Regions from separate parts of the Homo sapiens genome. Here region 1 is linked to region 2. Evidence: chromatin loops called from intact Hi-C (ENCODE). Cell type or tissue: right lobe of liver. All regions are shown on one strand. Each heading gives the region's core, and the rest is flanking DNA. Links, peaks and the distances in the headings are about the cores only. Region 1 overlaps FRMD4A (FERM domain containing 4A). Region 2 overlaps FRMD4A (FERM domain containing 4A).

Region 1 (6,747 bases), core at 512-5,511, 120 kb after region 2:
GGGACGTGAGTACATAGGAGGGGCCAGATTCAAGAGAAACTGAGGCAGCAGAAGCAGCATGGCCCATGACTAGCTGAACCAGGTAGATGACAGAAAGCAAGGACTCCAAGGCTAATCCCAGGATAACAAGCACAAAGGCACCACCACCAACTAAGGTTGGGGAGAAGACCATAAATTCTACATTTGAGCTGGGCTGAGGTGTTCTGAGTTTCACATACCTGTGGAACAAGCAGGAGAATAAATCTGATAAAGCATTTGGACTTGCAGTTACTAGGAGCTTGGGGCAAGGCCTGAGTGAAAGACATGATTTGGGAGCCATTAGCGTACAGATGACAGGGAAAACCATGGGTGTGCATGATGTACTTGGAAAGATGAATTGGATCTACCATTCAGGAAATTGCTTCTTCAGGTCCAGACTGTGAGGCTAAGATTTCAATATCCAGGATTATAAAAAGCACTCATCACAATGCAACAGAAGTTGCAGGCCAGTGTTTCCTTGACATTGGAATTCACTCTCCCCACTTGATACGAACCACATGGTCTTGGTAGAGCATGTTTCCGGGACCTTTGATTACTACCAGGCTAAATACCGTATGTTCCATTAAGCTTCATATTCTGGCATAGAAGCCAATGAGAAACTGCTACTTGCACCAGTAATGTATGTTCTCCAAACCACTATTATACTTTGCAAAGCTGCTGTACAATTAATTTTTAGCAGAGATGCACTCATAGCTGCCCCATCATGTGTAAAATGCACGCATTTTGCCTTTGCCAGAGAGAACATATTGCAGCCCATATTTTAGTCATCTCCCTTCAAAGGGTAAGAAAATTTTGTGAGTTATTCAAGATAGGAATGCAAATTTAAATTTGCTCATAACTAGAATGGCTCACATGGCCACAGGAACATCTGTTTTTCTAAAAGCGTTAGCTGATTGTCCAGAGGTGGTCACTCATTGTCCAGAGACTGGGATGGAGAAAGACAGAACTGGGCAACTTGTTTCTTAGATGGATTTTGTCTCATGTAAGAGTTGCATGAGATGAATTCAGGTAGACAATCATTTCATATCTTTTTAAGACAAAGGAAGGGACTACTAGTATATACTGTGCTATTTGCTTTGGGCCAAAAATAGCACTACGAACTTTACATGCATATCTGGTTGAATTATCCCAAATCTTACATGGTAGCTATTATTATCTTATTTTACAGACGGTGAGATTTGTTCAAACTAGCATAAAATATTTAGGCAATTGTGCTTCTCCATTTATATTTATTTTGAGGAAAATTGAAGCCATGATTTGGGATTCACTGATGCTTTACCTCCCTGACTAGTTTTGCAGATTACCTATCATGGTATACAAGATGCACAGACAACTGTAATGGGTATCTATCCTTTTTGCCCTTCCTAGCATCCCCTTCTGATAAAATAGCATCCTCCCTCCTGATAATACAGCTCTTCCTTTTTTGGAACCTGCTTTTCCCACCCCATGTAATTCAGACAGAGTTATCAGCCAGTTGATTACTTCCTTCCTTCCTTTCAGTAGGTCTAGACACATTAGCCAGCCTGATTAGTCAGAAATCTCCATCTCTGTACCCAGTAATTGGCCCGCGAAGAGCCTGTTATTCAAGAGATCCAAAGACAGCTTGTAAGAGATGACCATGAAAGAGAGTCCTGCTCATTTACCTACATTCACTAACTCTAAGAACAAGTAACCCTAGAGCTGCTGGGAGAAGAATCTGCCAGAAAATGAAGTCCACACAAAGAAAAGCAGAGCCAAGACATGGCAGAGCCAGAGAAACAGGGTTCAGATGCCACCATGCAAAGTCCTTGATCCAGCTTCTCCTGGAGCTCTTTTATTCCTGAGACTCCCTGGTCACATCAGTCAGTAAGTTTCCCTTTCTGCCAATGCTAGCAGTTTGAGTTAGTCTCTGTCGATTAGACTAACAGAAACAGGTCCAGCAGAAAATGAAATAAAAATATATTTAGCAAAAAATCATCTGAGTTAGTTTTACAGTTATGGATTTCAAATTTCACCATTTGAAACAGATAAATTTGTACACTAAATAGTAACTAAAAATATTAATAGCAAGATCTCAAAGATACCCATTGGGAAATTTTACCTTGGGTGCAATAATTTAAGCTTAAGAAGGGTTTTTGCCACTGACTTGGAGGTAACAATGACATGACCATTTCTCAGGGACTTTTTGACAATTATCTTACTTATGAATAAACCAGAAAGATAGATGATACTAAATATTAGTTTCGCCCTTAGACCCAAATATCTAGGACCTCTCCCCTGGGCCCCATGCCTGGATGGCCCCATTCTGTATACAGTGGTTTAGGTGGCTTCACTGTATTACTATGTAATTATTATTCTCCAAATTTCCATAAAAGTTGTCAATATCACTTTTTTTCAAACATATGCATGAACCATCATGAAAACTTGAGTACTATCTTAATGCTATTTATTTATTTATTTATTTAGAGATGGAGTCCCGCTCTGTCACCCAAGCTGGAGTGCAGTGGCGTGCGCCGATCTCGGCTCACGGCAACCTCTGCCTCCTTGGTTCAAGTGATTCTCCTGCCTCAGCCTCCCAAGCAGGTGGGACTACAGGTGCACCCCACCACGCCTTGCTAATTTTTGTATTTTTAGTAGAGATGGGGTTTCACCATGTTGGCCAAGCTAGTCTCAAACACCTGACCTCAGGTGATCTGCCTGCCTCAGCTTCCCAAAGTGCTGGGATTACAGGCATGAGCCACCGCACCTGGCCTGTATCTAAATTTTATCGCAAATTATCTGAGTCATCTTGGGCAAGCCCTTTGACTTCTCTGGACCCCAACTTCACCATATAATAGGAAGATGTCCTGCCTAACCTGCCTGGAGTGTTGAGGACATCCGGTGGGACAACATCTGCAAACGCACTTTGAAAAACATAGAGATTATTAATGTAAGAGCAAGAGTCCTTAAGACAAAACTCAATTTTATTCTATGCTTTTTGACAGTTGGGATCTGCGGAAAAGCCATAGGCTTATTACAAATTCTGAATCTCTTTTCAGGATCTAATCTGAATCTATCAGATTAGACCTCTCACAGGTCAAATGTAGAGAAGGATTAGATTATAGTAATAGAACTAGGACCTTGATCACATCTCCAACTGGCCTTTCTGATCTTGCAACCCTTTGTCACCTACAGGAAATCTGCCCAAACCAGTCTACTCCCCGTCTCCCAAACAAGATCCAGACTTTGTTGTATTCAACCACTCCCCTCACCTCAAATCTGCTCTCTTAACTCATCCATCACTCAACATCTTGCTTGAACTTCAAGAACAAGTTCATCCACTCTGACAACCAGCGCCCCCTAGGGCTCACTTGGTGATGAGTTAGGCACTGTTTTGTTATAGTTCTTATGTGATTCTCTGAAGACGTCCTGTAAATTTCTCATTGTTACAGTTCCTGCGTATCTCCAACCTGTCTTGACAATTAGACTGTAAGTATGCTAAAGCCAGTCACTGCCTTGTACTCTTCTTGCACAAAGTAGATACTCAGCAAATATTTGTTGGTTAGTTAAAAAGGAAATTGTCCAAAGGAGGAAAATGGCTTAGAAAAGAATTTATAAAGAAATGAAATGAGGGAGATAAACTCATAGAACAGCAGGTTACCCATTGAAATCTATTAAACATAGACAAGGGAGCTGGTCTATTCAAAAGAAGCCCAGAAATCTGAAATCAAATATTTAGAATGGAAAGAAACTTCAGGATAATCCAATTGACATTCTTCATTCATTGTGGTTAATCACCCACTAACTTCTCTGACTTGTGAATTGAGTTTTTATACATTTAATTTTTTATGTTATAAAATATGACTCTCAGTAATTTCCTAGAAACAGAGTCTGAGAGAATAGAACCTTGAAAAAATGGCAGCTATTTCATCGATATAAAAAAATATTTTTTCTTGCTAGAGTCAAGCCAGACATCTTGAGCCAGACTTGTGGTATCCCTTTTTTATTTTACACTTCAATATGGAAAAGAACAGATGATTAACAGAAAGACAGGATTCCTCACCTGGAAACACAGAAAATGCTGACTGGTTCAGAGGGGAGCTAACTTCAGGAGCGAATCCAAAGTGTTAGAAGGTCCTAGAAGTCAAATTGTTGAGCTTTGATATGCTGTCAGAGAAAGCACTGGCTTGGGACTCAGAGGACCGAGATTTTGAGAACTTGCTTCATCAGTTTCACTTATGTGACCATTGACAGTTTCCCAAATTCTAATTATCAGATTTTTTTTGGTCTTAAAAATAGGGTCATGGATGGAATTAAATGAGATAATGTATTTAAAGACACTTCATTTATAGAAAAGCTTAATTTGCATTATTTATTATCCAGTTAATTTCCATTAAAAACTATTTTAATCTAGCTGTCCTGAAGGTGAGCCTTTATAATCTAAGAACCGAAATGGCATCATAACACCCTTGAAGCCCCTTGGTTATTCATCCTTATCCTGGCTCTAAAGATAAACTAATCCTCGGCTCTAGCATGTTCCAGCCCTTGCAGCTTTCCCTGAACTCACACGCCCTCAACAAATGACACGTAGCCAAGAGCTTCCCGCTCTACAATTAGTCACATCAATCTGAAGCCTCCTCACGGGTTGGTGAACACAGCAGTATCTTCTTTCGCTGCCTGAGATTCTTGCAAAGATGGGAGAGGCAGCTTTTCAACAGCCTAAAAGGCCATCTCCACCACCAGAATGTGTCTTCTCTCCAAGTCCCCCCTTCCGTGGTCATATGAGTGGCTCTGTCCTGTGTGGAGAGGCATCACTGCCCTCTGTGAGCTGTCCGTTGAAAGAATCAGTGAGGTCCTCCCACCTCAAGATGGTCCAGGCATGCTTACCACCTGGGACCCCTCCCAGCTGACCGCAACCCAGCCCTAGCTTGAAAAGGCCTCTGAGACACTGTTCAAAAGTCATTGGCTTTTGTCCAATGGACCAACTTAGGTTCCTGTGGGGTAGACTCCTGATGGCAGAGTATGAATGAACACTAATGATCATCCGTGTCAGCTAATAATATGAAACATATCTGCCCTAGCATAAAAGCCAGAGTGGGAACACACTCCACCATTTTCATAGCAATACTGCTCATGTGCAAGGTTGGAAATAGAGACATAACGCTAAATAAAGCCCTCGAATTGGCTATCCTGGAACTTCATCTGTACACTGTTTCTTAGAGATCTTAAATTGTGTTTAACAGAATGGAAGGGAACCTAGACATCAGAGAGCACTCTCAGTTAGCAAATGGCATCACCAAGGCAGAGAAAGGAAGGGACATTCCCAGGATCACTCAATGAGTGGCAAGGCTAGAATGGAGCACAGGGCTGTCCAACCCTCCAGACTCTGTGGCCGCTTCTGTAACCAATTAAACATGCTCTGCCCTGAAGCATTTAGCATCTAAGCTGAATGTAACCTCTGGGTGTCTCCTTATCCAAAAGCAAGGGGTGTGGCCAGATCATCTCCCCACCTACCCCTTAGCCCCGATGACTCCATAGCACAAAATCAGAACTGCAATCCACCAACCTGGTATCAGCCTCCCACAGACTGTGTGTTTATGAGCTCTGGCTCTTGCTGTTATGCCAGGCTACTTTCCTCAGTGAGCAGACACGCGATAAATACTGACAACTGATTGGCTGATGAATGAGCTCATAAATAATAATGTTTACAGCTTCCTTCCTGAACTCACAGCCAAAGCAACTCCGCTAAATGGCCTCTTTTCCTCCTTTCTTTCCTCCTCGGCTTGCTTATAAATTTTAAGATGCATCATGCAAGATGTCAGGGAAGCAATTACTTTGGGGTTTACCCTTAAAAAGGAAAAAAAATAGCACCAAAGTCCATAGGGGAAAATTTCCCTGAACTAAACATGAACCAGAAAATGTATACAGACTTTGATTACACATGGTACTCCAGGGTTCTTTAATCAAACGGTCCATCAGGGTGTCAAGAGCTCTTTCCCCTGGTTTCCAAGAGAGGAGAACACGATCCTTTTTTCCGGGCAGGAGGAGAGTGCCAGGGACAGATCTAAGGGCAGAGGCCACTGACAAATGGAAGGTGAAGTCTGAGATGTAGACACTACCAGGACAGCAGCCATAATATGTGGAAGACCCAGGACCAGAAGAGCCTGTGTGTGTGTGTGGGTGGGGGGGGGGGGTGTATAACAGCAGAAATGGATGCTATTCATTTAATTTGGATACCAAGGATTCATGCTTAGGGGCTTGGAATAAAGCAGATACACATCTTTCTTCTAAGTATAGAAGAAAGGTCCAAGTAGGAGGCTGAGACAAGCGGGTCTAACTCTCCCTAAAGATATTTTTCAAGAAAACTTTTCTCCTCTATATTAACACGATGCAGGATTTATTTCTGTTAGTGTACTAGATAATATAATATACATATGCATGTGTGTGTGTGTGTGTGTGTGTGTGTGTGTGTGCATATGTGTGCCTGTATTTCAGAGCATATAACCCAGGCTCCCAGGTTCCCAGAAGTCTCCTAGACCCCATAGATAATGCATTTTAGTGCCAGCCATCATCACGAATACTCAGTGATGGAATGAAAATTCCTATCCAGTTTATTTGACCACAGGTAGACGATGGAGGATAAAGTATCATCAGACGATAGAATTAGTAAGGGAAAGAAGTCAGGTAATGGGTAATTTCTCTGGAAACTGACAATTTCATTTCTTCTAGTCCTACTCCCCCAGTGAAATG
Region 2 (6,747 bases), core at 629-5,628:
TCTGCCTCCCAAAGTGCTGGGATTACAGGCGTGAGCCACCGTGCCTGGCCAGGATCACTCTAGTTATGACAAATCCACTGTACTATTAAATTATTATTTCATTCAATTGTCTTGCATGTTCTACATGCAAGCATACATGTAAACTTTGGCACTCAAATTGCCAACTTCGCACTAATGCCTAGACGTTTGTCCATAATTATTAAATCCTAGAAAGTGAGCACATCATCTATGCAACCCTTGAAAAACAAATCCCACAGTAATTTCCACGAGACAGAATATTCTACTTATTCATCACTGACCATCACTGACCATGTGTCATACCAGCACTAACTGCTTGCCTGGAGTTTCCGCTCTGGCTCTTTGGTGAGCTGGGAGTCCGCAGGACAGACCTGGCCAATGTGGTGCTTTCCAGTGCTCATCCTCCATCCAGCAAAGCACATCCTAGTAGGAAACATGCCTGCAGTTTCCTGGCCTGCCCAGACCTTCAAACTACTCTCCCAGAGCGTATTAGCTGAGATGGTGGCACGAATCAAAGGAATCAATACCAGTGGGGAGTAGCTGCTCGGGCTCATAGATCATTTACTTGGGATTGTCAGATATAACTAAGGAACAGATCTCCTCAAGGACTGCGTTCCTTGTGTCAGCACAGAGTCTTGGAGCGAGAGTGATGGGGATGTTCCCGCCCACATGACCTCATTGGGACATCGGGCTGGAGAGACCTGGGATGTTGAGGCAACTGCCATGCAATTGCTACTAGGCAGCGGCACATGGTTCTTGGCCAGGCGGAATAGAAACAAGGTTTACTGAAGGGGCCTAGGCAATTTCATGGAGGAGGAAGCAAAGGCAGAGGAAGTGTCCAGGGGGCCAGGAGGCTGCATCCCAGGGAAAGTGAGGGCTTTGAGGAGCAAGCCAATTTCACAGGAGACTTGACTGATTCCCTGGATCCTTGAGTTTTGCAGTTTGTTTCCTCTCATTTCCTCCTTGCTCTCTTTTCTGACTTTGCCCTCATTGTCCTCTTATCACAGATATGTTTTGTTGAACAAATCAGTATTTCAGTATTACTTTGGGATCTCATTGACATCACATGTACTGATTACCTTGAATTTGTCTCTTCCTCCATCCACGGTGCGTTATCTTATAGCTTTCCTACAAAACTCCAGCTCTCCATCTAGAGAGAACTGGCCGAGTTAAATTCCAACTCCGCATTTTATGAGCTGCGAGACCGCTCTAAGTCTCAGTTTTCTCATCTATAAAATATGAAGATAACAATAGCATCTGCCTTACAGAGCTATTGTGAGGTTTAAATGAGACACTACATTCAAAGTACTCAGTAGAGGGCTTGTCATTCATCTTTAAATGCTTAGTACATGATAATTATTATTATTTATGGTTACATTTAAGCTCCTTGTTTCTATCTTACCTTTCCGTGTTTTCTCTTAAAATTAATTATCCTTTCTTATCCAGTCCATTTCTTCCTTTCTTATCCAAAAAGCAAAGTAATTTAATTTTACTGGTTTTATAGTGTTACTGGTTGGTTTTAAAATTTTTATGTTGTTTCCATTTTTAAAAGTTTTAATCTCATTTGCTTTCTGGCTATCATTTTAATGCTTATTTGTAACTTATTCTTTATCATTTTGCATTAATTCTACTGCTTGATTTTTAAGTGTCTTATTTTATTTATTTATTTATTTATTTATTTATTTATTTATTTATTTATTATGTTTTGAGACAGAGTCTTACTCTGTCACCCAGGCTGGAGTGCAGTGGCGTGATCTCAACTCACTGCAATCTCCACCTCCCGGGCTCAATCTCAACTCACTGCAATCTCCACCTCCCGGGCTCAATCTCAACTCACTGCAATCTCCACCTCCCGGGCTCAAGCAATTCTCCTGTCTCAGCCTCCCAAGTAGCTGGGATTATAGGCACCCACCACCACGTCTGGCTAATTTTTGTATTTTTAGTAGAGACAGGGTTTTGCCATGTTGGCCAGGCTGGTCTCAAACTCCCGACCTCAGGTGATCCACCTGCCTTGGCCTCCCAAACAGCTGGAAGTACAGGTGTGTGCCACCGTGCCTGTTATTTTAGACATTTACCTTTTATTCCTTTTAATTTCTAAATTTAAATTTATCTCATCATATTTAGTTTTAATCTTAATCTTTCATTCTTTTTTATATTGATGTGAATAAAAGACATTAATTTTGACATAATATGTACTTTATTATTTCCTCTACCTTTAAGAAAGACATGAATAATTTTAAAAATTTTACTAAAATTTTAAAAATTATGTTTTTGTTGGCAAATAATCATATATTATATATTTATGGGGCACATGTGATATTTTGGTATATGTTTACATTGTGGAATGATTACATCAAGCTTAACACATCCATCACCTTGCTTATTTATTAATTTGTTTTGTTTTTTTTTTTTTGGAGACAGGGTCTTGCTGTTGCCCAGGCTGGAGTGCAGTGCAGTGGTGCAATCACAGCTCACTACAGCCATGAGCTCCTGGGCTCAAGTGATCCTCCTGCCTCAGCTTCCCGCAGTGTTGGGATTACACGCATGAGCCACTGTGCCAGGCCTTATATTTTTGTGTTGAAAATATTTAAAATCTACTCTGACACAACTTTTACTGATGGGGATGGACTCAGGGTTGGAAGATTAGCACCTGATAGTTTAATATAATTTCTTATTTTTTTGAGACAGACTCTCACTCTGTCACACCCAGGCTGGAGTGCAGTGGTGCAATCTCAGCTCACTGCAACCTCCGCCTCCTAGGTTCAAGTGATTCTCCCACCTCTGTCTCCAGAGTAGCTGGGACCACAGGCACCCCCACCTTGCAAGGCTAATTTTTGTATTTTTAGTAGAGATGGGGTTTCACCATGTTGGCCAGGCTGATCTCGAACTCCTGACCTCAGGTGATATCATTTTGTAAAGGAAAGAGAGCTACAGACAGGGATGTGGAGAAGAGACACTAAGGGAGAGAAGTTCAATGGGGATTTATTTTGCAGGGAAAGGAATCATAAAACGCTGAGCACTGTGCAGGGTGAGCAGCCTCCTCAGCCTCCTCAGCCTTCTCTCTGGAACCTTCCATACAGTCTGCGTGGTTCACTGTCCCAGTGGCAAGCTATGGCTCTTCCTTTTCAAATCAGCCCTTCCAGGCGCTTTTTTCCGGTGCTTGGGCTGAGCTTACAGGGAAGCGTGGCTCCAGTGTCTCTTCTAGGTTCTGCCGGTAGGGGGCGTGGGAGGGAGACTGCAAGGCTGGAGGGCTCATTTATTCCTGTTTACCTCCTGTTCAGTCCCCATGAAGCCATTCTGGCTGGTCCTACCTGTCAGGAGCGTTTCATTCCAGCAATGCCAGCTGCAGGAACAGCTGAATCCAGCTAGCAATTTTTCCAGTGCTGGCAGAGCCAGCTTCATCCTACTTCCTTGGACACCAGCCCTAGCTGCCAGAGCCCTTTCCTCAGAGCTCAGTGTTCAGGCCCACAGACCCCTCCTCTCAGGTCAGAGATACCAGCACCGGACAGCAGCCCTGACCCCAGAGGTCTGAGTTGCAGCTCACGGGGATCTTCCTCCAAGCTTCTCCGTTTTGATAATTCCAGCTCTCCTCTTGCTCGCCAGTCCTTGGAGTAGCTGCTTCCTGCAACAGCGGCCTCTTTGATTCCCTGCTGCCCTTCTCTTTGCCTTTCAAGTTACCCAGTTAGCAATGATTTATATCAAATTCTCCCGGTTAGAATAACTGGCGTCGGTTCCATCTCCTGACTGGATCCTGACTGACATACTTAGGAATGCCTGAGAAGTGGATTCTCTTCTGGGGGCATTGCAAAGAGAACTACTAAGTATTGCTGCAGGAATAACTTGGGGGGAAATAATACAGACTCGCTTTTCACAAAAACACAGCTGTGTCTGAGTTGTACTAATATTGCCTTCCCTCTCCCATTCGCTTTTCTGCCTTATAATTTATTTTTCATAATGTCCAGCAAATAAAAGTGTGGTCTGAGAGGAGAGAACCCCCTCTCTAAACTGAGAAAGCTGTTACTCTTGGCTTCAGCTGTTGCCAAACCCAACCTTCAAAATGCCTCTCTGAGAAGCCAGGGAGACCTGTGGTTGATGCTTCTCTGGAGCTGTGGTCCTATCTGGACACGTAGCAAATGACTTTATTGTGGGGGCTGCTTCCTGGCAGATCACACAAACCATTCCATAAAGGAAGACCTTCGTGTCTTTAAAATTCACGTGGAGGCTGGGTGCGGTGGCTCATGCCTGTAATCCCAGCACTTTGGGAGGCTGAGGCGGCTGGATCATAAGGTCAGGAGTTTGAGACCAGCCTGGCCAACATGGTGAAACGCCGTCTCTACTGAAAAACAAACAAACAAACAAATTAGCTGGGCATGGTGGTGTGTGCCTGTAATCCCAGCTACTCGGGAGGCTGAGGCAAGAGAATTGCTTGAACCCGGGAGGGGGAGGTTGCAGTGAGCTGAGATCGTGCCATTGTACTCCAACCTGGGCCACAGAGCAAGAATCCGTCTCAAGAAAAAAAAAAAAATTCACGTGGAGAGCCATTGGATTCTGGTAAACTAAGTCAGTGGTGTGCTGCAAGACAGTGGCAGGCAGGAGTGCAGAGCCAGGCAGAAGCCTTCCTGTCTGTGCCCCAGCCTGACTTTGTGATGACACAGAAGGTGGTGGTATCCCCTCAGATGGGAAAAGACACAGAAAAGCCTCTTTGGAGGGTCTGAATAGGAATAGTGGTCCTCATCTCAAACACCTGGTTAGTTTTTAGTTATTTATTTATTTACTTATTTATTTATTTTTGAGATGGAGTCTCGCTCTGTTGCCCAGGCTGGGGTGCAGTGGCGCTATCTCGGCTCACTGCAACCTGCGCCTCCTGGGTTCAAGCGATTCTCCTGCCTCAACCTCCCAAGTACGGGGATTACAGGTGAGCAGCACCACCCCCGGCTAATTTTTGTATTTTTAGTAGAGACGGGGTTTCACCATATTGGCCAGGCTGGTCTCGAACTCCTGACCTCAAGTGATCTGCCTGCCTCAACCTCCCAAAGTGCTGGGATTACAGGCATGAGCCACCGCGACTGGCTACACCTGGTTAGTTTTGACTTTAGGGTCACTATACATCACATAACTGGATGTTCTCTCTTTGCAGTGGCTGCTGAACATTTTATTTTTTTGAAACAAGATCTCTCTCTGTCACCCAGGCTGGAGTTCAGCGGTGCAATCATGGCTCAATGTAACCTTGACCTCCCAGGCTCAAGTGATCCTCCCACTTCAGCCTCCACAATAGCTGGGACTACAAGGCAGGCACCACCAAGCCTGGCTAATTTTGTATTTTTCGTAGAGACAGGGTTTTTCCATGTTGCCTAGGGTGGTCTCCAACTCCTGGGTTCAAATGGTCCACCTACCTTGGCCTCCCAAAGTGCTGAGATTACAGGTGTGAGCCACCGTGCCTGGCCACAAGCTGAATATTTTAGACTCAAGTTTATGTCTGACACCTCCAGGGCCGTGTAGAAATCCAGTGGTATACTACACATTCACTGGCCTGCCTCCTCTCCTGTCCTTTTGCCTGTTTCTTCACTTTTTTAATTTAGATTTTTATTGCAGCATATATAGATTTTTTAAATAAATAATCAGTCTTTGAATGTTTGACATGATCTAGAGGAAACTGACTACAACGTCGTTTCCCCATTTTCCATCTCAACATTTGGTAGAGATGGGCTCTCCTAGAGTGAGCCAAATTTACATCGCTGTTTTGCAGTGGTTAATGTAGAATGTTTTTGCAATATCACACTCATGACAGGGCACATCCAATGAACATTTGACTGAAGATAACACTAGATTCCAGAAAGTATCTAGACACTAGAAAGCAGGCGGTGATAATGGTAGTTAATTAACAATAACAATGTCAAGTGTCTGGCTTTTGCCCTTCTCTAATAAACCTAAAGAACAGACATTAACTCGGCTAAATTTGCCCTTACTTTCTTACAGCCTTCATTATTTAATTTTTGAATCAGTAAGCGCTTCCCACGGGGGTCACCTTGTTTGTCATCTTGTCATCTGGCTGTGTCCCATCATCATTAGAAATACTTGCAATTTCCCCTTTCTCCCATGTCTGCATCTATTGGGAGGGGAATTATGCTAATGGGAATGCTCTATCCTGACTTGCTATCCGATTAGAACTTCCCTTGACTTTTAAAACGCTCCTCCTCGAAAAGCATTCATTTGAATTGTGCCTAAAGTTATTCCAGCTGTCCTGAGGTATTATCTCAGCCAATCGTTCTTCCTCTGGAGCAAGATCTATTTGTCTATCGTAGTTTGACCCACAGTTCCCAACAGATTGTCAGTAACAAGAGCCCAGGAACATCTCTGAAGGGCTTTCATTGAAATCACAGAAGTTCTTTAGTTCTTCACTTCATTAGTAGGCATTAGAAAAGCTAGTCAACTTTCTTATTTAATCAGGTGCCTGTTGCTTTGAAAAATTACCGAAAGGAAGAAAGGAGAGACTCACTTAGAGGTATCACTATAGGCTGGGTGTGGTGGCTCATGCCTGTAATCCTGACACTTTGGGAGGCCGAGGTGGGAGGATTGCTTGAGCCCAAGAGTTCAAGACCAGCCTGGGTCTTGAACATGGCAAAACCCTGTCTTTATAAAAAAATACAAAAATTAGCCAGACATGATGGTGCATGCCTATAATCCCAGCTACTTGGGAAGCTGAGGTAGGAGAATCACTGAGCCCAGGGA

What was found. Peaks named below come from ENCODE experiments on the same cell type or tissue, not always from the same donor. Only the 100,000 strongest peaks of a DNase experiment are listed, where the experiment ranks them.
Region 1: a loop joins it to region 2, with 2.5 times the contacts of the local background. A loop is called at or near these places in 13 of 110 quality-filtered maps.

The regions. Positions count from the first base shown.
Region 1 is chr10:14,322,191-14,328,937 of GRCh38, forward strand. The region is part of intron 2 of FRMD4A (FERM domain containing 4A); the gene reads right to left. Among named protein-coding and RNA genes, the nearest start is that of FRMD4A, 5.4 kb to the right of the region's middle. In right lobe of liver, for the core only: a CTCF peak has its summit at 3,361 (motif pointing left); a DNase peak (open chromatin) is centred at 3,331.
Region 2 is chr10:14,197,611-14,204,357 of GRCh38, forward strand. All of the region lies in intron 2 of FRMD4A (FERM domain containing 4A), which reads right to left. Among named protein-coding and RNA genes, the nearest start is that of FRMD4A-AS3, 130 kb to the left of the region's middle. In right lobe of liver, for the core only: a CTCF peak has its summit at 3,246 (motif pointing right); no DNase peak of the experiment used is centred there.